Linked DNA regions of Homo sapiens: region 1 is linked to region 2. Evidence: read pairs that join two places in POLR2A ChIA-PET (ENCODE). Cell type or tissue: OCI-LY7. All regions are shown on one strand. Links, peaks and the distances in the headings refer to the core of each region. The heading gives the core; the rest is flanking DNA.

Region 1 (10,762 bases), core at 1,467-9,466, 490 kb before region 2:
TAGGTTTTTGTTGTTGTTGTTTTTGTTGTTTTATACAGGGTCTCACTCCATCACCCAGGCCAGAATGCAGTTGTGTGATCAAGTCTCACTGCAACCTCTCTCTCCTGGATTTAAGCTCTCTTCCCATCTCAGCCTCCCAGGTAGCTGGGACTACAGGTACATGCCACCATGCCCAGCTAATTTTTTGTGTTTTTAATAGAGATGGGGCTTCACCATGTTGCCCAAGCTGCTCTCGAACTCCTGGGCTCAAGTGATCCATCTACCTCGGTCTCCCAAAGTGCTTGATTACAGGCATGAGCCACGGCACCTGGCTGGGAGATTTCAAAACAGAAAATTCTACCCCCAACATTCTTACCAGAGACCATGAGTTGTCATAACTGTCTCCTTTCCAGGACCTGCTGAAATATCCCTCACTCCTTCCTTGCTATTGTAAGACTAAGAAAAGGATAAAAGGGAGATAATCATATTAGTTAACACTTACATGGTGCTTGCAATGTGCCAGGCACTGCTCTAAGCACTTCACGTATATTAAATCCTGTAATCCTCAAAATGACCCTGTGACAATACTACTATTATTATTACCACTTTTCAATGAGACAACTGAGGCATAAGGGAGTTAAGAAACTCGCCAAAGGTCACACAGTGTACCGCACAGCCAGACTCCAGACCCAGGCAGTCCTGGCTGCAGATTCTCCCCTCGAAACCACCATGTGTACTACCTCACACAACCATCATGCTCTCCCCTCACCTGAACCTTCTCCTGTATTCAATCCTGGCTCCATCCTTACCTCTTCCAGGAGGTTTTCCTGAGCCTACAAGTTCCTCGAGAGCAGGGATAGTAATCTTACTCATCTCTGCCTCCTTGGCACTTTGCACCTAACTGATGCTCAGAATATTTGCTGAATAAATATAATAATTTGTTGAGCACTGACCAGAGATTCTTTGCATCCTAAGGACTTTTGTAACTGTCAGCACTCTCTAAGTCGTAACAGCTTGTAATGTGCTCATGACTATCCTCACAAGTGAATGCTTTGTGTCCTGGCGTAGACTGTGAGATCCACTGGCCTTCCTTGGCAGGATGCTCAGTCCGAAATAAGTGCACAGTCGGTGTTCTGATCTGGCATTTTCTCTACTTTCCTTCATACTAGGTGTGGCAGGCAAAATAATGGTTCCCTCAAAATTCCAATCCCAATCCCCAGAACCTGTGGATATGTTATGTTATACAACAGTGAGGGAGAAGTAAGTTTACACATAGAACCAGGTTGCTAATCCGCTGGCCTTGAGATGGGGAGAGCATCCTGGATCATCCAGGTGGGCCCAATACAATCACAAGCGTCCTTATAAACAAGAATCAGAGTCCAGTTGGAAGATATATACTGCTGACTTTGAAGCTGGAGGAAGGGGCAAAATAATGGCTCCCCCAAAACGTTCATATTCCAATCCGCAGAACCTGTGGATATGCTATGTTATACAATAGCAAGGACCCAAGGAGTTCAGATAACCTCCAGATTCTCTCCCAGAGACTCCAGATAAATGCAGCCCATCAACACCTTGATTTTAGCCCCATGACACCCATTTTAGGCTCTGACCTGCAGAACTTAACATAATACATTTGCACTGGGTTTTTGTTTGTTTGTTTGTTTGTTTGTTTGAGACTTAGTTTCACTCTTGTTGCCCAGGCTGGAGAGCAATGGCGCAATCTCTGCCCACTGCAACCTCTGCCTCTGGGGTTCAAGTGATTCTCTTGCCTCAGCCTCCCAAGTAGCTGGGATTACAGGCACCCGCTACCATGCCCAGCTAATTTTTGTGTTTTTTGTAGAGACAGAGTTTCACCATGTTGGTCAGGCTGGTCTCGAACTCCTGACCTCAGGTGATCCACCTGCCTCGGCCTCCCAAAGTGCTGGGATTACAGGCGTGAGCCACTGTGCCCAGCCAACTTGCACAGTCTTAAGCTCCTAAGGTTGTGGTGATTTGTTATAGCAGCCATAAGAAACTGATACACTGGTACTGGATGTAGGACAAAATCAACATGGTCTCTGCCCTTACAGAGCTTGCTGAATATTCCCAATGTCTGGGGACTCTGGTTCTGGCAGACAGTTCCTGAAACACATTGGGTCCCAGAAGCATTTCTGGGGCAGTGCGAGATCTGCCCTGTCTGGGGCTGAGAGCCTGTCAGTGGGGTTTCGTGCTCTCTTTGGCAAACTTACCTCCTTTTGCTACCATATATTGAGCATTGAGCATTTTCTACGTGCTAGTGACTACACTAAGTGTTTTGCATACAGATCTAATTTCATCCTGACCACAGTGCTCTGAGAGAGGTATTTTTATCGCCATTTACCAGATGAAGAAACTGAGGCTCTGAGAGGAAAAGTGACTTTCCTAAGAGCACACAACTAGTAAGTGGCAGGTATGAGCCCAAGACTTCTGACTCTGAGCTCACACATGCTGCCAGCCACACTGCTTTGGTTCCAACCTCTGCAAGGCAGGGTCCAAGGCAGGCCAACCCCACCCTGCTTCAGCCCAGCCCCATTCACACCTCAAGGCAGTTGCAGGGCCCACTCAAGGGTTCCAGTAATAGGGCAGAGTCCTTTGTCTAGGCAAATGCTATTCCCACCCAGGAGCACAGATGGGTGTTTTCCTCCCAGAAGCCTGACTGAGGCTGAAATATGCATGATTCAGTGAAGCTCATGAGGGGCTGTCCTGGATAAAAACCCTTGGGCAGTCCGGGTGTAGTGGCTAACACCTATAATCCCAGCACTTTGAGAGGCCAAGGTGGGCGGGTCACTTGAGATCAGGAGTTGGAGACCAGCCCAGCCAACATGGTGAAACCCTGTCTCTACTAATAATACAAAAATTAGCCGGGCATGGTAGCACACACCTGTAATCCCAGCTACTAGGGAGGCTGAGGCACAAGAATCGCTTGAACCCCGGACGTGGAGGTTGCAGTGAGCCAAGATCGCACCACTGTACTCCAGCCTGGGTGACAGAGTGAAACTGTCTCAACAAACAAACAAATAAACAAACAAAAAGCCCTTGGGCAGAGTGGGTGATACGGCAGCACCCAGCAGGATTAGAGACTGCCTGCCAAGTGCACAGAGAGAGACGTGGGTTCTGATTCCCGGGGAGCTCAGGCCTGGGGAATGGCCCCTAAGGCAGCTGAGACTGGGATGTGGCTCTACTCCAGGCCTTCTCATCAGGCCAGCTTCATCCCTCCTCAGCCTTCATCTCTGAGGTGGCTGCATTTCCACCAAGCAGAGGCACCCCGATCCAGCCTTCAGGAAATTATTGCTTGGGGTTGGGGGCAGTACTTAGTGGCAATAACAACAATGGCAATAATAATAATATAGTTACCATTTATCAGGTGCTTACAAACGTTAAAGTAATCCCATTTAACCCCCACAATGATCATTTGAGGTAGATTCTCTTATCATCCTCACTTTACAAATGGGGAAACTGAGGCTCAAAGAATGGACTTCTCAAAGTCACACAGCCAGTAAACATAGAGCCTGGTTCCTCCAGCTCCAAAGCACATGCTGTCGTAGGAGTTAGGGACACATTTACAACTGAAATCATTAACCAGGTTGCTTGTCATCATGACCTAAAAAAGAAAAAAAATGGTGGGGGGTGGTCTCTAGCCTGCTTCCATTTCTCCAATGATCCTGGCTCTGATGCAGCTCTTGGCTCTTGGTTTGGGAACCCTGCTGTGGGACTCAGGGCTCTCTGGCCAGCAAAGGGTGTGTGTGTCTGTGGGGCGAGCCACGCTATCACACTGAAGTAGAGTAGAGAGGAAGTGACTCAATCATCAAAGGCCTGGTCTTCCTCGGGGAACTGTCCCTAATCACAATTATCCCACTACAATAATACCATTTCAGAGACACTGTGAGCCAGGGCACTGTGTAGCCATGTAAACTGCTTCCTGTATCTGCCAAACCCAACAGCATTCGGCAATTAATAGAATCCAGCGAGGCCTCCTGCTCCGATAAGGCCAGAGCCATGCTGCTGCTGGCCTTGTTGTTCTAATGACGAATAGCCCTTACATTGCAAAGTCATCCTCTCCTCCCTGCTAGTGGGGCCACAGTGGCCTGGGGTCCCAGGAGGCCAAGGAGGGCTATGCACAATCTGCTTGGTCTTAAAATTTCATTGAGATGAAAATTATTTTCACTGTCTTGCTAAATAAAAATCATGACTATCCAGGTCACCCTCAGATTCCTTGGTGGAAAGGTGATGATGTGGGAATGGGTAGGACCCCTGCAGCCTAGAATGGAAACCCCAAGTAAGTAGGCACTTCATGAGGTGGCTCAAAGGAAGAAGGAGTTAGAAAAAGTTAATACAATGTGACCTCTAGATTGTATCAGGGCTCTGGGATATTCACGAACCTCAGATCCTTGGCAGAGGGCGGTGGCTCACACCTGCAATCCCAGCATTTTGGGAGGCTGAGGTGGGAGGATACCTTAAGGCCAGGAGTTCAAGATCAGCCTGGGCAATATAGTGAGACCCCATCTCTCCAAAAATTTTTTTAAATAGCTAGGCATGGTGGTACATACCTGTAGTCCAGCTACTTGGAAGACTGAGGCAGGAAGGTCCCCTGAGCCCAGGATTTTGAGGCTGCAGTGAGCTATGATTGCATTACTGCACTCCAGCCTTGGAGACAGAGTGAGACCCCCATCCCTTAAAAAAAAAAAAAAAAAAAAAAAGAGCCTAGGATCCTCATAATCAACTGCTTTGCAAGGCATAGAGAAACACTGGGGAAAATGATGTAGCCCCACAGAAATTCTTTGTGGTCCTCCAGATGCTGTTGGGAGATGCTGTTTCAGTTTTAGGGCCTTCCTGAATGTCCAGGGTGAATGTAGTTTGACAAATGATGGTGGCCTGGCAGACCCACCTGGGTCTGCCACCCAAGCTCAGGGTCAAACAAGGTAGATGCACTTTAAAACACTGTTCTTCCCATTTTTCTATTTTCCTTTTGGTAACCAGTGCCCTCATTTCTTGCCACTGGGTGGGGCATCCTCATTTTCTTGTGAAGGATCAAGTGTCCGCATTCTCTAGGGGAAGAGTTGATTAATTCATTTGACTCATTTTGGATGCTTCAGCCAAATTCCCACGGAGGTCACGCTGGTCACACTGACTGTGGTGTGATTCTGGCTCTCTTCTCAGAGGAGTGACTTCAGAGCTGGCTCACTCTCCCCCTCCCAAGAACAATGCAAATGAAGGCAAAGGGATTTTTGCCTGAGCAAGGCCAGAAGAAACTTTGGGGAGGAGGGAGAGGCCCAGAGGATGTGGGTGTTTTAAAATTGGCTCTCGATTTTCTGGAAGACATACTCTCTCTTTCAAGGTGATTTGCAAATTGTACTCAAGCATGGTCATTTCCCCTGATTTAGGTCTTTTTTAATTGTTAGTTACTATTCTGAGTTTGGGGCCCATTCTGATGAATTTTCTTGGTAGAATTTTTTTTTTTTTTGAGACAAGTTCTCGCTCTGTTACCCAGGCTGGAATGCAGTGGCAGGATCTTGGCTCACTGCAACCTCCGCCTCCTGGGTTCAAGCGATTCTTGTGCCTCTGCCTCCTGAGTAGCTGGGATGACAGGTGTGCGCCACTACGCCCAGCTAATTTTTGTATTTTCAGTAAAGACAAGGTTTCACCATGTTGGCCAGCCTGGTCTCGAACTCCTGACCTCAAGTGATCCACCTGCCTCGGCCTCCCAGAGAGCTGGGATTACAGGTGTGAGCCACCGTGCCCGGCATTTTTATTATTATTATTATTTTGTAGACACAAGTTTTCACTATGTCGCCCAGCTGGTCTCGAACTCTTGGGCTCAAGCAATCCTCTTGTCTTGGCCTCCCAAAATGCCAAAGTGCTGGGATTTACAGGCGTGAGCCACCGTGCCTGTCCAGAAATCTCTTTTTCAAGCTCTAGTCGTTTTATACTATAATAGAAGGGACTGGGGAGGTAGAGAGGAAGTAGGAATGGAGCGGGTACTCTGGCATAATGGGTGGTAGTTTGGCTGCTAGGATTTGAGTCCCAGCTCTGCACCTCCTCGCTGTGCAACCTTGGACAAGTTACACACCTGTCTCCATCTCAGTCTCCTTGCCTGTATCATGGTGGTAATTATAGGACTCACTGCACAGGATTGTTGTGCTGGTACATGGAAGTGCTCATTACCCACATAGGGAGCTACTAATGATGTTTAATTTTTATTTGTATTAGAGTATCCCTTTTCCCTACTTCTCAGTGTCCAGACCTTCCTCAGGAATAGCCTACCTACGAAACGTCCCTTATTATATGTGTAATAGAATGAAATATACAACTCATACCCAGGTAAGGCTTGGACAGGAGACTCACTACTCAACTAGGTAGTCCATTTCGTTTTCAGATCATTCTGGTTGATAGAGATTTCTTCTTTTATTTGAATTAAATGCTGTTGCTCTGGAGCCATCATTTAGTTTTTGCTGTGCTCTCCAGAACCATAGGAAATTTAGGTCTAACACTGCTTCTGTGTGGAAACTCATCAAATATTACAAAAGAGTTGGTATATTCCTTCCGAGATGTCTCCATCCAGAATGCTTGTGAGTCCAGTCCATGAGGCTGGTCACTCTCATTGGAACATGTCCCCATTTATCAATTTCTGTCTGGTAGGAGGGTGAGATCAAAGAAATCAGAAGACTCATTCGTTTAACAGGAAACACCATCCAAGTTTCATATATTTTGTTACGGAGGTGAATCTCTGCCCCTATGGCACCAAAATGGTTGGAGGTGGCTGATTAATGAGAGGTGGTTCTGGAGACTAAGCACACCCCAATGCCCTGTAGCTGGTAGAACATTTCCGTCACTAGAAGTAATGGAGGTAGCTTTAATGGAAAGATGACAGGGCCCCTCTGAGGCAGGGCTGTGGCTCAGCCTCCCCAAGGCCTGGCAGCAGGTTGGGCCAGATAACAGCTGGATAGCAGCATCAGGGAGCCACAGGAAGACCAGTACTAATCTCTCTGGCCATGTTGTGTGAACATCTGGGATCTGGGGAAGGGACACTATGGTCTTTGATGCATTTGATTTGGGCCCAGGAGACCTCCCACTCCCTTGTCTTCATGTAACAGTTAGCTGCTTCAGAAGATAATATCCAGTCCCAACTTTGTCATACCTAGTTCAAAGGGAATAGCTGACTTTGGCTTTTAGTTGCTCTCTAATGAGCATTTCAGTCCAAATTCCTTGGTCCGAAGTCATATTGAACAGTCATGACTATCACGCATATTTGAGCCTTAAGTTACTTTGTCTAGCTTTTTATATCCTGGGCACTTAGAAAGCATTCGTTCGTTCATTCATTCATCCATCCATCCATCCATCCATCCATCCATCCATCCATCCATCCATATATTCATTCAACAACTTGTGTCTGAGTTCCTACTGTGTGCCAGGCACTGTGGTAGGCATGGGGCTATCACGGTGAGCAAAACCAGGCAGATTGCAGATTCCTGCCCTGGCTGAGCTTAAGATCTAAGTGGTAGAGACATACATTAATTAAAGAATTACTAAAATAGGTACAGAACAACAAACCAAATCAAATGTTACAAAGAAAGGGAGCAAAGTTCTGAAGGAGTGATTTGCTAAGAATCCCATCCAGGACTGTGGGAAGCAGGGAAGGCGTTGCTGAGAAAGCACCCAAGGAGAGAGTGGGTGTCACGTTTACTCCCCAGCCCCCACCCCACACTGCCTAGGGGCCTAGCATGGTCCTCAGCACATAGTAGGTGCTTAATAAAGTTATGTGAATGCAGGAATGTATGCATGTGTTGACCACGTTGCCCTTGATTAGAATAATACCCTGAATGGAATCTCTTAACTATGTAGCTCTCCAGAGTTTATATAATGCTTCATGTGCATAATTTTTTTGTCCTGGGAATGCCCTCAAAGGAGTGGAAAAGATGGATATTGTTCTCCTAGTTGGATGGGTGAGAGAACTGACAAAACTAAGTTTATGTCATAGGAAGGAAGTATAGTGGGTAAAATCTTGCTCTTTGAGTCCTATAGTCCTGGAATAAGCTCTGCATCTTATCAGCTGTGAGAGGCCTGTAATCAAACATGGAGTTCAACAACTTTGCCACATTTTTCCCTGGGCCTGGTGCTTTCCTGAGTTGAAGTTTGCACTAGAGGGCCCAAAGTAATGATTATCTTGTGCTTTTTTTAGGGCCTTGTGAGAACTGGGCTTGCTCGTGGCCCACACAAATAAATAATCTGAGCAATGTCAGTATCCCAGGAAGGAATATGTGAGCTTTTCAACTTTTGACAAGACTTTCTGTAAACTCAACAATCCAACAAATATTTATTCTGTGTTTACACAGAAAAGGCACTGCACTGCTGTAAATATGCTTTCATATCTTAGTAGGGGAATCACCTTCCAGAAATTTCTGTTTTAATAAAATTAATAACCACGGTGACCAACTGTTGAGCCCTCATTATGTACCAGATGCTGTGCTAAGTATTTAATACCCATAGTTAATTCTCATAATGCTACATGATAGGTGGTATTACTCTCCCACCCCCAACACCCATGAGACTTAATTTTTTTTTTTTTTTTTGAGACGGAGTCTCGCTCTGTCGCCCAGGCTGGAGTGCAGTGGCGGGATCTCGGCTCACTGCAAGCTCCGCCTCCCGGGTTCACGCCATTCTCCTGCCTCAGCCTCCCAAGTAGCTGGGACTACAGGCGCCCGCCACTACGCCCGGCTAATTTTTTGTATTTTTAGTAGAGATGGGGTTTTACCGTGTTAGCCAGGATGGTCTTGATCTCCTGACCTCATGATCTGCCCGCCTAGGCCTCCCAAAGTGCTGGGGTTACAGGCGTGAGCCACCATGCCTGGCCGAGAGTAAATTTTATGTGTCGACTTGACTGGGCCACAGGGTACTCAGATATTTGGTCTAACATTACTCCGAGTGTGTCTGTGAGGGTGTTTCTAGGTGAGATTAACATTTAAGTTGGTAGACTGAGGAAAGCAAATTGCCCTCCCCAGTGCGAGTGTGCCTCATCCAATCAGTCGAAGGCCGGAAGAGAACAAAAAGATGGACCATCCTGAGAGCAACAGGGAACGCTTGCCTGTCTGCCTTCAATATGCATAGATATCTATATATATTCTGTTCAGGCCTCAATATATACCTGTATTTATTCTTTTCAGGCCTTTATCTCATTCATTACATAGATAGATAGATAGATAGATAGATAGATAGATAGATAGATAGATAGATAGATCTTCTATTAGTTCTGTTTCTCCAGAGAGCCCTCATATGTCCCCTTTACAGATAAGGAAAATGACACCCCAGCCCTTCTGATTAATATATCCCAAACCCCACCTATCCTCTTCCCCCAAACCCACCCCCCTGGGATTTGAAACCAACCATCCTTTTGTTCTCCTAGAGTTCCTTTATCTCCTGGATTGGAAGTGTCCCTGTCTTTGGACTCTTTCCTGCATTCACCTCCCTCCCTTCATTCCAGCTGCCAGTACCCACTGCCAGACCCCCAGCTTCCTCCCTCTGGGTGGAGGTGATATCACCTGAGGGGTTCCCATAGCTGCAGACCCTCCTGACCACCAGTCAGGATCTTCCCCAAACACAGGTCCTCCCTCCCCAGGCCCCTTCAGTCACCAGAGGCTTTAGGCACAAAGCTCAGGGCTTACAGGCTCTTTCAGATTAAGTCCCAGGATAAAGTTTAGGCCTGAAAAATATGTTTTAACTGATACCAAAATATGAAAAGAAGAATTGAAATTAATAAATATTCCAACAATGCCTTAAAAAATTAATTTGTTAAACTTTGTAATTTCATCTCAGTAGAAAATAATTTTAGGGTTTTTTTTTTTTTTTTTTTGAGACAGTCTCCCTCTGTTGCCCAGGCTGGAGTGCAGTGGCACGTTCTCGGCTCACTGCAACCTCCGCCTCCGGAGGCCCTGCCTCAGCCTCCTGAGTAGCTGGGATTACAGGCACATGCCATCATGCCCAGCTAATTTTTGTATTTTTAATTGAGACGGGGTTTCACCATGTTGGTCAGGCTGGTCTCGAACCCCTGACCTCATGATCCGCCCACCTCGGCCTCCCAAAGTGGTGGGATTACAGGAGGGAGCCACTGCACCCGGCAATTTTAGGGTTTTTTAAATCACTTTGAAATAATTTCTGAATGTGCATGGTGACTGTTGCATCATTCCAGCCAATTGTAAAATAAATGTATTTGTAAGCAAGTAATTTTTTAACCTTTATTTTAGGTTCAGGGGTACATGTGCAGGTTTGTTATATAGGTAAGCTCATGTCATGGGGGTTTGTTGTACAGATTATTTTATCACCCAGGTACTAGACCTACACCCAATAGATTTTTTTTTTTCTGATCTCTCTCTTCTCCCACTTTCCACCCTCACGTAGGCTCCAGTGTCTGTTGTTCCCCTCTTCGTGTCCATGTGTTCTCATTATTTAGCTGCCACTTATAAGTGAGAACATGCAGTATTTGTGTAATAAATAATTTTAAAGATGACAATTATCAAAATCTTGTCTACTTTTTCTAAAGGGAAAGTATATACATATATATATATATACACATACATATATGTGTGTGTATATATATATATTTAGTGTGGGATGTGGCTGTGCCTGGGTCCTAACAAATTCTTAAAACCCCTTGCCCATTTGTACCCATTTATGGTATTCAGTGCCCCCCATTACCCAGCCCATCGTGCTCTGCACTTTATCTCATTCATTCATTCATTCATTCATTCATTCATTTGTTCAACAAATTCAACAG
Region 2 (10,762 bases), core at 1,108-9,107:
TTTACTGCAGCACAATTCACAATTGCAAAGATACGGAATCAACCTAAATGCTCGTCAACTGATGAATGGATAAAGAAAATATGGTCTACATACACCATGGAATGCTACTCAGTCATAAAAAAGAACAAAAGAAGGTCTTCTGCAGGAAATTGGATGAAACTGGAGGCCATTATTCTAAGTGAAGTAACTCAAGAGTGGAAAACCAAATACCACATGTTTTCTCACTTGTAAGTGGGAGCTAAGCTATGTGTATGCAAGGACATACAGAGTGGTATAACGAACATTTGAGACTCAGAAGGGGGAGGGTGGAAGTGAAATGAGGGATGGCAAACTGCTTATTGGGTACAAAGAACACTACTTGGGTGATGGGTGCACTGAAAATTCAGACTTCACCACTATACAATTTATCCATGAAACCAAAAACCACTTGTACCCCTAAAGCTATTGAAAATATATATAAAATATTGAAAAAAAAATATATATAAAGGTCCTCAGTGCTTAAAAAAAATCAAGTGTTTTTTTAAAACTTGCCAGACAATGGAATATATTTTATAGAAAAAAGTCGATTGAGTAGTTTCACTGAGGGGGTACAAATCAGCGGTTGTTAACGGCCACAAATTAAGGATTGAAAACTAGCACTGTGGATAGAGAGGAAAGAGTCCACAGGCCTGTATGTTGGTTAAAACAAGTCCTGTGGTTCATTGGTCAATAAACAGTTTTCAGTTAGATTCTTTGAGGGTCTGGCATACCTGAATCACTCAAAATTTATGGTCCTAATCAGCCACAGCAAGTTAGAGCCAGTTATGATGAAACACAATGTTCAGTTTTACTGTTTCCTGAGTAAGTATTGCTCTAAAAATACTTCCTTTTATGCTTTACAATCAGAGCTGAATTTGCCAGTTGAGCATGAAGGTTTCTTGTAGCCAGGCCTCCTTCCCTCCACCTCTGGATAAATGTGCTTCTACTGAAGCTGCTATTTTTTGTTTATTTGTTGTTTTTGAGACAGGGTCTCACTCTGTCACCCAGGCTGGAGTGTAGTGGCACAATCACAGCTCACGGCAGCCTCAACCTCCTAGGCTCAAGCAATCCTCCCACCTTAGCCTCTGGAGTAACTGGGACTACAGGCGTGTGCAATGATGCTCAGCTAATTTTTAATTTTTTTTTTTAGAGACAGGGTCTCACTATGTTGCCCAGGCTGGTCTCAAACTCCTGGGCTCAAGCGATCCTCTAGCTTCTGCCTCCCAAAGTGTTGGGATTACAGGAGTGAGCCACTGTGCCTGGCCTGAAGCTATTTTAATCCATGCCTTATCCACTATTCTTTGGATTTTGCAAATTCCCTCCTTTTATTCTGGACAAACAGTACTTTCCTCCGAATTTCAGAACTGAGATCTAGTCTTGATCAATATGAGTTTTCTCTAATATCTTTGTTTCTTCTTTTTTTAAATTGACGAAGGTAGACTCTCTAATCTCAATGTTTATCTCTTTAGTTTCCTTCTAGGCCTTCCTTCACAGCCAGGTCCCCACAGTGAAATCTGTCCTTAGCCCGACTGTGCCATCTGGGGCTCTCTCAGGGAGACACTGGTTTTGCACTCCAGGTCATTGTTTCTTTTAGGTGCATAATAGCATAACATGATAGCACATCTGCATTTAATTATGATTCCGTCTTCCTGGCTCCACGTTCACAAATTTCTAAGCCTTTGGAGAGAAGGAATATTTGCTACAAACATTGGCTGCAGTGATGATGTTGTCATCTGCTTTTGATTTCCTAGATGTAGCCATAAACAGATGCAAAGTTTGGCTAAATGGTTGGGAGTGGAGTGTTTGGACCATCTGACAGGGTGTAGATAGGACTCTCCACATGTCTGCAGTCATAATTTTGTCCATTTTTTTTAAGTTTTTTGTCTTTAAAAATATGCCTCATCACTTCTTTTTCTTCCTACACTGAACTGGCACAGAATAAATAGAACCTTGACTTTGGTTTCACAATGTATGTGGTGGATTTCATAGACTTTTGTGTTTCATAACACAAAAATGTTTGACCTTTGCAAATGATTTCTTTTCATCTTTAGGTCACAGAGCTTTCGTGTTGATATATTTGAGAGGGGCAGAGAGTAATAACACAGGGTAATATGATGTAAGGAGGACAAATGCCTTTTTCTGTTACAAACCACACACCTCCTCTGCCTCCAGCCAGTGCAATGCTTTTGACCATAAACTTCGTTGAATCTGTCCATGTAGCCTAGAGTCAGCCACTGCTGAATCATTCTCCCAACTACAATGCTCCCTGGAGCGTTCATTACAGCACTCAAGAGTTTTGATGACTGGCACTTTTGGCATCTTTTTTTTTTTTTTTTTTTTTTTTTTTTTTTTGTCGTGGGCTTCAGCTGCCCCAGCTCCTTTCCAACACCCTACTTTCCCTTGCTCAAGGGTTACTTTAGGGTTGATGATTACTGAGGACACTCAACAGAAGCTCAGATGTTTGAGGAATGCAAGTTGTTATAAGATAAGGTGCTTTCTTGCACTTAGTTAACTTCAGACATCAAGACTTGTGTTGCTAGGGTTCTTGCTAACAGAACAATACACAGAATAATCTGTAAACTTAATAGCGCAAGAGATGGCATGTTCCAAACATCACCAAAGGCAGCCATAAAATCAGGGCCTATTTTGAAAATTGTGACTGATATTTATTAAACTAATGTCAACCAATTATACTGTCATAAAAAAGTCAGAAACGATGTTCATTGTCAAGTAATTCCTTATCTCAGGATAATAAAAGGCAAGCTTAGGGTACATTTTGTCAGATGACTTCAGGGTTTTATAAGTATTAACACATTAAATCTCATAATGTATAAGGGTTAAGAAAATAGTTTGGTCATTTCTCTGTGTAGCCTGTCTGGTTAACTGTTTATATATTCCTACTTTTTAACTTACTTATTTATTTATTGAGACAGGGTCTTGCTGTCTTGCCCAGGTTGGAGTGCAGTGAGCTATCATCAGTGGACTGATCAACCTCTACCTCCTGGGCTCAACTGATCCTCCCACCTCAACCTCCTGAGTAGCTGGCACTATAGGTGTGAACCACCATGCCCAGCTAATTTTTAATTTTTTTTGTAAAGATAAGGTCTCACTATGTTGCCCAGGCTGGTCTCGAACTCCTGGACTCAAGAGATCCTCCTGCTCCAACCTTCCAGAGGTCTGGACTTACAGGTGTGAGTTGCCACCCCAAGCTGTATTTCTTTCTTTCTTTTTAAGACAGGAGTCTTGCTCTGTTACCCAAGCTGGAGTGCAGTGGCATGATCTTGGCTCACTGCAACCTCCGCCTCCCAGGTTCAAGAGATTCTCCTGCCTCAGCCTCCTGAGTAGCTGGGATTACAGGCATGCAACACCATGCCTGGCTAATATTTTGTATTTTCAGTAGAGGCAGGATTTTGCCATGTTGCCCAGGCTGGTCTCGAACTCCTGAGCTCAGGCAATCCACCTGCCTCGGCCTCCCAAAGTGCTAGGATTACAGGTGTGAGCCACCTTGCCTGGCCCTAACCCGTATTTCTATCTTTTAATCTATGTAACTTCTCTGTGTCTCAATTTGTTTCTGTAAAAGTCACTGGGTCCAAGGCAAAACGGTGATGTAGGTGAAGTTTGAATTTAATGTCTTCCACTTCTTCCTCATCTTCATGTGGGGGTCCTCAGGTTGGGGTGAAGAAGTAACAAAAGTGAGAGTGTCCAGTTCTTGCTCTCAGCTACTGAATAACTTGTAATGAAGGTATTACCTGAGATGCTCATGTATGACTCACCCTAGGAATATACGTATACTTATTTGTAAATTTTTACTTTGATATAATACTAAGTTGCAGAAAGTTACAAAAATAGTATAAGTAACTCCAGTTTACCCTTTACCCAGATTTTGCTCTATTTATTTTGTCAAGTGCTTGCTCTCTTTACTTACATGTGTATATGGATATATATGATGTATATTTTTTTCTGGCCCATTTGAGAGTAAGTTGCAGACATCATGCCTCTTTACCACTAAATACTTCAATGTGTATTTTCTAAGACACAAAAGAAATCTCTGATGTAAGAGATTACATAACTGCAGTCTAATGATCAAAACAAGGAAATTTAACATTGATACAATATTCTTATTCATATTAAGTTTATGGCCCATATTAAATTTCATAAATTGTCTCCATAATGTTTCTGAAGTCTTTTCCGTCTGTTCCAAGACCCAGTCCAGGAACACTCTTCATACTTAGTTGGCATGTCTCCTTAGTCTTTTTTAAACTGGAACAGTTCTTTAGTCCTTAACTTCCATGATCTTGATATTTTGAAAAGGCCAGTTGTAGACTGTTCCTCAGTTGGAGTTTGTCTCATGTTTCCTCATGATTAGATTCAGAGTATGCATTTTTGATAGGAATGCCACAGAAGCGATGTTGAGTCCTTCCTGGTGTACCATGTCAGAAGGTTCATAATGGGGGTAATATATCTATTTTTTTTTTTTTGAGACAGAGTTTCACTCTTGTTGCCCAGGCTGGAGTGCAATGGCATGATCTTGGCTCACTGAAACCTCCACCTCCCTGGTTCAAGAGATTCTCCTGCCTCAGCCTCCCGAGTAGCAGGGATTACAGGTGCATGTCACCATGCCTGGCTAATTTCGTACTTTTAGTAGAGATGAGGTTTCTCCATGTTGATCAGGCTGGTCTCGAACTCCTGACCTCAGGTGATCTGCCCACCTCAGCCTCCCAAAGTGCTGGGATTACAGGCATGAGCCACTGCACCCGGCAATATATCTATTTTTTAAAAGAGGACTCTTTTTGAGAATATGGGAAAGTACTCAAGTCCTAAAGGAAAATATATTTAAAAATGAAATGGGAGGGTATCTGTATTTGAGCCAGGCATCTGATCAAATTCTCCCTCAAATCCCTCAAGGCAAATTGTCACTTACTCTGGTTATTTGTAACATGGTTTATCCCGGTATTACCTCATCTATTAATTCACTTGCTTGTTCATTCATTTAGTCAAATATCCTGGGTGCCAGAAAACTGTTGCAGGTGCTAAGAATAAGCAGAAAATTCAAAACCAGAAACAAAACCCACCAATCCTCATGGACTTCTATTCTAGTAGGAGAAATACCCAATAAACAAATGAAATCGGTTATATAGTATGTTAAAAGGGAGAAGGATCACAGAGAAAACACAAAGCAGGGAAGGCATGACAGGAAGTGCCAGAGGAAGCTATAAGATTAAAAGAAGTGGTCAAGAAAGGTCTTCCTGAGAAGACAACATGGTAAACTACAGGCCCCCAAGCTGAGCCACGTGGCTTCTGGCTTCTTTTGAGGATGCAGAGTTTAAAAGGGCATTAAGAGAAAGATGATACAAATCCTAATATTGTATCATCTATAATTTGCCCATCGAGTAAGTTGTTTCACACCTCAGGGGCCAGCCAGACAAGAGAAAGGCAACGGTGATTGTTATTCATTGACATTTAGAATATTGGGTGGGATGGGATTGGGAAAAATCCCAGTACAAAGTTTCAGAGAATTAAGCTAGTGCTTGCTAAGTAGTTCGTTTATGTTGCTTACAGAGCTAGCCACTGCTTTCCCCAGCTCTGGCTCAAGGATGGGGAAATCCTCTGACAATGTCATGTGCAAGAAGGATGTTCATCTTGCCTCCAAATCCAGTATCAAAAAAGTATGAATGGGCCGGGTGTGGTGGCTCATGCCTGTAATCCCAGCAGTTTGGGAGGCTGAGGCCGGCGGATCACTTGAGGCCAGGAGTTCGAGACCAGCCTGGCCAACATGACGAAACCTCCTCTCTTATAAAAATACAAAAATTAGCCGTGTGTCTGTGGTCCCAGCTACTGAGGAGGCTAGACAGGAGAATCACTTGAACCCGAGAACGGAGGTTGCAGTGAGCGGAGATGGCGCCACTGCACTCCAGCTTGGGCGAGAGAGTGAGACTTTTATCTCAAAAAAAAAAAAAGTATGAATGGCAGAACAGAAAATATATGATAAGAAGAAACAAGAAGAATGAAGGCAGCAGTATCTTAAAGAACAATAATCATATGAAAATAGATTGCTTATGGGAGATGAATGTGTAAAGAATGGCCTTAATTTCATTTGTGAGGCCCCACCAGGAGCTAAAAAAGGAAACAGAGAAAAAAGAAAACAGGAGAGAATGAAGACAAATTTAAATGGCAGAAAGAAGCTCCATGAGAAAAATATGCCAAAGATCACATAAACAAAAAAAATTAGCCCTTTGATATTCAGGTTAGAAATATGAACTGCATTAAATGTCACAAATGGGATCATGTCACTGCAGATTGAGACTGTCCTTTGTTTGGTCTTTCTGGAATCAATGCAAGTTCAGTTCCCACTGATGAGGCAGGTAGGCACTAGACATGATTTATTTGTTTCAGAATTTATATAGAGGACAAACAAGGAAATAAAATAACGTTTCTCTTTATTTTCTCAGTTAAAAAAAAAGAAGTAAATAGATCTTCATTTTCAGGTTGCCTGGAGCAATTGCTTTCCACATCTGACACAAGAAGGAGAATTTTGCTTCATGTCACAGTGTCTCAGAACTGAATCTGTTTATGTCCACGTATCCTGGAACAGGAGCTGCATATAAGATGATACAGGGCAACAGGTCCTCTTGCTTGGTGGAAAATGATTCTTTGAATGAACTTGTTTAGCTAAGTCTCTGCCTGCCCTTTGCTGTCAGGAAGGAGAGGCAGCTAGAGATCTTCCTCCTCCTCCTTCATCCTTGCTGCTCTGCAAGCTGCCTCTTCTCCAGCACTCTCATTCCTGCCTTTGGCTGTTCCTCAATCCCATGTGGCTCTCTAGGCCTGTCATGCTCTTATATTACAAATCCATAACAACTTCCCATTTTTTGTCTTTTAAAGACTGAGAAGAATGTCATTTTCTTGTGGTTCTTCTCAACTATGTGGGTACAAAACATGGATTTCACAATTGCTTTACTCAGGGTGCTTCCCGTAACACCGCGTCTTCAGGTGGGCAGAGGGTAGTGCAATGCTGGAGTTAAATTCTAAGAATGTAGAACACTCACTCAAGATCTTCCTTTATTCCTGCCCACTTTGTCACAGGCAGAACAACGTAGGAGTGGAGATGTGATCTCCAGAGCCACACTGTCTCGTTCGAATCCTGGCCCCATTGCAAACTATCTGGGTAACTTCGGGAGGTTACTTAACCTTTCTGTACCTTAGTGCCCTCAGATGTAAAGTGAAGGTAGTAAGAGTCCATTCCCTCTTATAGGATTGTTATAAGGATTAGATGGGTTAATATTGGAAAATCCCTCAGTGTAGAGCCTAGACATAGTAAGAGCAATATTAAGTGTTTGTCAATTAAACAAAATATGTTTTGAAAGGATGGTTTTGTGGGATAGGAAGGTTTGGTTTAGGGCAGTGGTTGGCCTTTGTTCATCATAATGTGACCTTGGAGCCAAACTTCAGTGTCCAGAGGCAGTCTCTGAACTACAGCACATCCCGCAAGGATGAGTATAATAGTATATCCTACAACAAAGTTTGCTGTATTTTCTGAACAGCGTTGCAACTCATACAAGAGCTACATGGCACTCCAGAATAAATAGAAATACTAATAATCAGATAATACAGATAACTAACTCATATGGTTCATATAATCTTCCCTAAACCTCCAACTACCCTTGGAGGTCAGTGTGGCCGGTGCTGCTGATCAGCCACCGATATTCACTTCCCTTTTCTTTTATAATAGAATGCCTGAGTTTTGTCAAGCCCATGGCCACCCAGCCAGTGACTACATTTCCCGGTTTCCTGTATAGCTAGGCATAGCCATGTGACGAAATTCTGGCCAATGGAATGTGAGTAGAAATAAAGTGTGCTATTTCCAAATTGTGCCCTAAAAAGGAAAGGACATGGGCTCCCTTTGCTCCTTTGTCCCCCTTCCCACTGGCTGGCATGCAGTTATGATCAAGTGAGCAGCTACATTGGACTCAGAGATGGAAGCTATGTATTGAGGATGGCAGAGTTGCCTAACCAGCCCTGTACCATTTAGGTCTGAAATGCTTTATTGTGAGAGAAATAAGCTTTGATCTTGTCTATGCTATTTTGTTGGTTTTTTGGGAGGCTCTTTTTGTTATAGAAGCTTGGGTGATACCTAATATAGAAGGTGTTACTATCTCCATTTTACAAAAGCAACATGGTAGCTTAGAAAAATTAAGTGACTTGCCCAAGTTCACACAGTTTGTAAATGGCCATGGTGGGATTTGACCCCAAGTGCTCTGATGCTAGCGCTGGGGCTGTTAACCATGTACCATGCTATTTTTTCTCTTGAGCCCTACTAGGTAATGATCTGGGTTTATGGTAAAGAAAGGGAGAAGAGAGCTACCTGTTCCGTTCCCCCTAGTTGACCATTCCTAGCTATGACCAATGGTTCCACCCAAACATGTATACTTCATAACTATTCATTTCTCCACAGATGCATAATTGTGTGTGCTCTCAGTCCATAATGAATGTGTTGATTGTCTATGAGGTTTGACTTTTTATTTTTATTGTCAGAGTACAAGAACCCATGTCTGGTTTCTGCAAACAGACTTAAACCCAAGGTCAAGCCCAGGTGCAACATTTAAAGCATAAACAAGGGAGGCAAGCAAAATACCTCTGAGAGAGCAGCACTGGAAAAATAACTTCAATCCAAGCATGTGAATCCCAGTAGTTAAACATGACTGGTTGACCCAGGCCTTGCAGGAGCCCAGAGGCAAGGAGGGAATGTGGGTGAGCCGCAGGAGCTTAAGCTAGTCAAAGTCAAGTTCAGAGGCCAGTGGACCTGCACAAACTTGAAAAAGGCTCAACACCTGTTGTAAATATTTGCTTGCTACTGAGTCCTACTCAAGCCATCTCCATATCACCATGAATGAAGTCAGACTTTTAGGGAAAAGTGGTTAACAATCTGGATTTCTGCGGTAGCAGGGTGGATCATATAATGCTTACTCCTGACACCACGCCTGACACCTATTCAGTTTCTCAGCTTTACTCAAAGCCTCCATGACTTAGCAGGTTCAGGTTAGGCGACCTTCTTAGGTAATCCTAATAACAGCTGGCCTTCCCTTCTCTCAGCACTTTTTCCCCGTGTTATTGTCTGATTATTTGTCTATGTCCACGTCCTTTGCTGTTGTACTCCCAGAGCCCAATAGGCAGGGGGCCCAGGACACAGCAGACATCCAGTATATTGGATGACTCCCATGGGTTAGTGGTTATGGCTGAACATAACATGAGAGGCCTTCTCTCTCAGAAGAATGTGATGAAATATGCAATTGATGAACATCCAGAATCCAGATATTCACCTGTCTTGAAAATTGCACTTCCAATCCACACTCTCAGTGCCTGTGACAGTATAAACTAGCTCGAGCATTGCAGAAAACAATCAACAACATGTCACAAGAACCTTAAAAAGTTCAAATGACTTGAACCAAAAATGACCTCTGAAAACAGGTCCTAAGGAAATAAATACAAATGTAGAGGAAGGATGTCACTGTACTGTTATAGAAGAAAACAATTTAAATGTTCTCAGTAAAGGAGTATGTAAATAAAGGAATAGTCCTTTGATTGCAAATTGTGTAGGCATAGGAGAAAAATATCACATTTTGGAAAAAGATTTAATGACTTGGAAAAAGTTTTATCTGATAATGTTAGGTGGAAAAAGCAGGATATAAGATTATGTATTCTATAGGATCCATTGTAAAACTCTCTCTCACACACACACACACACTCCTTTACAAACATATAAGAGAGAAAATATTGGTAAAAATGTTACCTGTTTATCGTAATCTTTGAATGATTGTTTGATATTTTATCCTGCATTTTCCAAGCCTCCATTAGTAAGTATAAAAAATAAGTTAAGGGCCGGGCGAGGTGGCTCACGTCTGTAATCCCAGCACTTTGGGAGGCCGAGGTGGGTGGATCACGAGGTCAGGAGATCGAGACCATCCTGGCTAACACGGTGAAACCCCGTCTCTACTAAAAACACAAAAAAATTAGCTGGGTGTGGTGGCGGGCGCCTGTAGTCCCAGCTACTCGGGAGGCTGAGGCAGGAGAATGGCATGAACCCAAGAGGCAGAGCTTGCAGTGAGCCGAGATCTTGCCGCTGCACTCCAGCCTGGGTGACAGAGCGAGACTTCGTCTCAAAAAAAAAAGAAAAAAAAGTGAAGGTAAAAACAAATTCCCAATTATTATTTCTATGTTTCTTCTGTTTTTTGTTTTGTTTTGTTTTTGAGACGGAGTCTTGCTCTGTCACCCGGGCTGGAGTGCAGTGGCATGACCCCGGCTCACTGCAACCTCTGCCACCTGGGTTCAAGCGATTCTCCTGCCTCAGCCTCACGTGCAGCTGGGACTACAGGCAAGAGCCACCACGCCCAGCTAATTTTTGTATTTTTAGCAGAGACAGGGTTTTGCCATGTTGACCAGGCTGGTCTTGAACTCCTGACCTCAAGAGATCCACCTGTCTTGGCCTCCCAAAGTGCTGGGATTACAGGCATGAGCCACCAGGCCTGGCCTATGTTTCCTTTTTTTGCAAACACCAGATCAGTAGCGTGGCACGTAAGGCCGAGGCGGGAAAAGGCACATCCATGTTCTTCTCCTTAGCATAGCTCATGCTATGGCCATCACCAGACACCAGAGGACATCTGGGTTGCCTCCTCCCAAGTAGGCAATTATTCATATTAAAGCGGGAAAGATATGGTGCAGCCAAATAGGCAGAGCAGAAGGTATGTGCTGC

Evidence for each region. ChIA-PET counts read pairs that join two places held together with the same protein. Peaks named below come from ENCODE experiments on the same cell type or tissue, not always from the same donor. Only the 100,000 strongest peaks of a DNase experiment are listed, where the experiment ranks them.
Region 1: POLR2A ChIA-PET joins it to region 2 with 10 read pairs; 2 of 35 experiments call an interaction of 5 or more read pairs at or near these places.

What each region holds. Positions count from the first base shown.
Region 1 is chr11:33,937,966-33,948,727 of GRCh38, forward strand. No RefSeq gene overlaps it. Among named protein-coding and RNA genes, the nearest start is that of LMO2, 51 kb to the left of the region's middle. RefSeq lists cis regulatory regions at 3,580-4,177, 6,670-7,293 and an enhancer at 4,774-8,345. In OCI-LY7, for the core only: no CTCF peak of the experiment used is centred there; no DNase peak of the experiment used is centred there.
Region 2 is chr11:34,425,268-34,436,029 of GRCh38, forward strand. It overlaps LOC105376622 (a long non-coding RNA gene), which reads left to right and starts at 7,022. Exons shown (of 3, transcript XR_931180.3): 1 at 7,022-7,180; 2 at 7,745-7,850. It also overlaps the pseudogene CIR1P3. In OCI-LY7, for the core only: no CTCF peak of the experiment used is centred there; no DNase peak of the experiment used is centred there.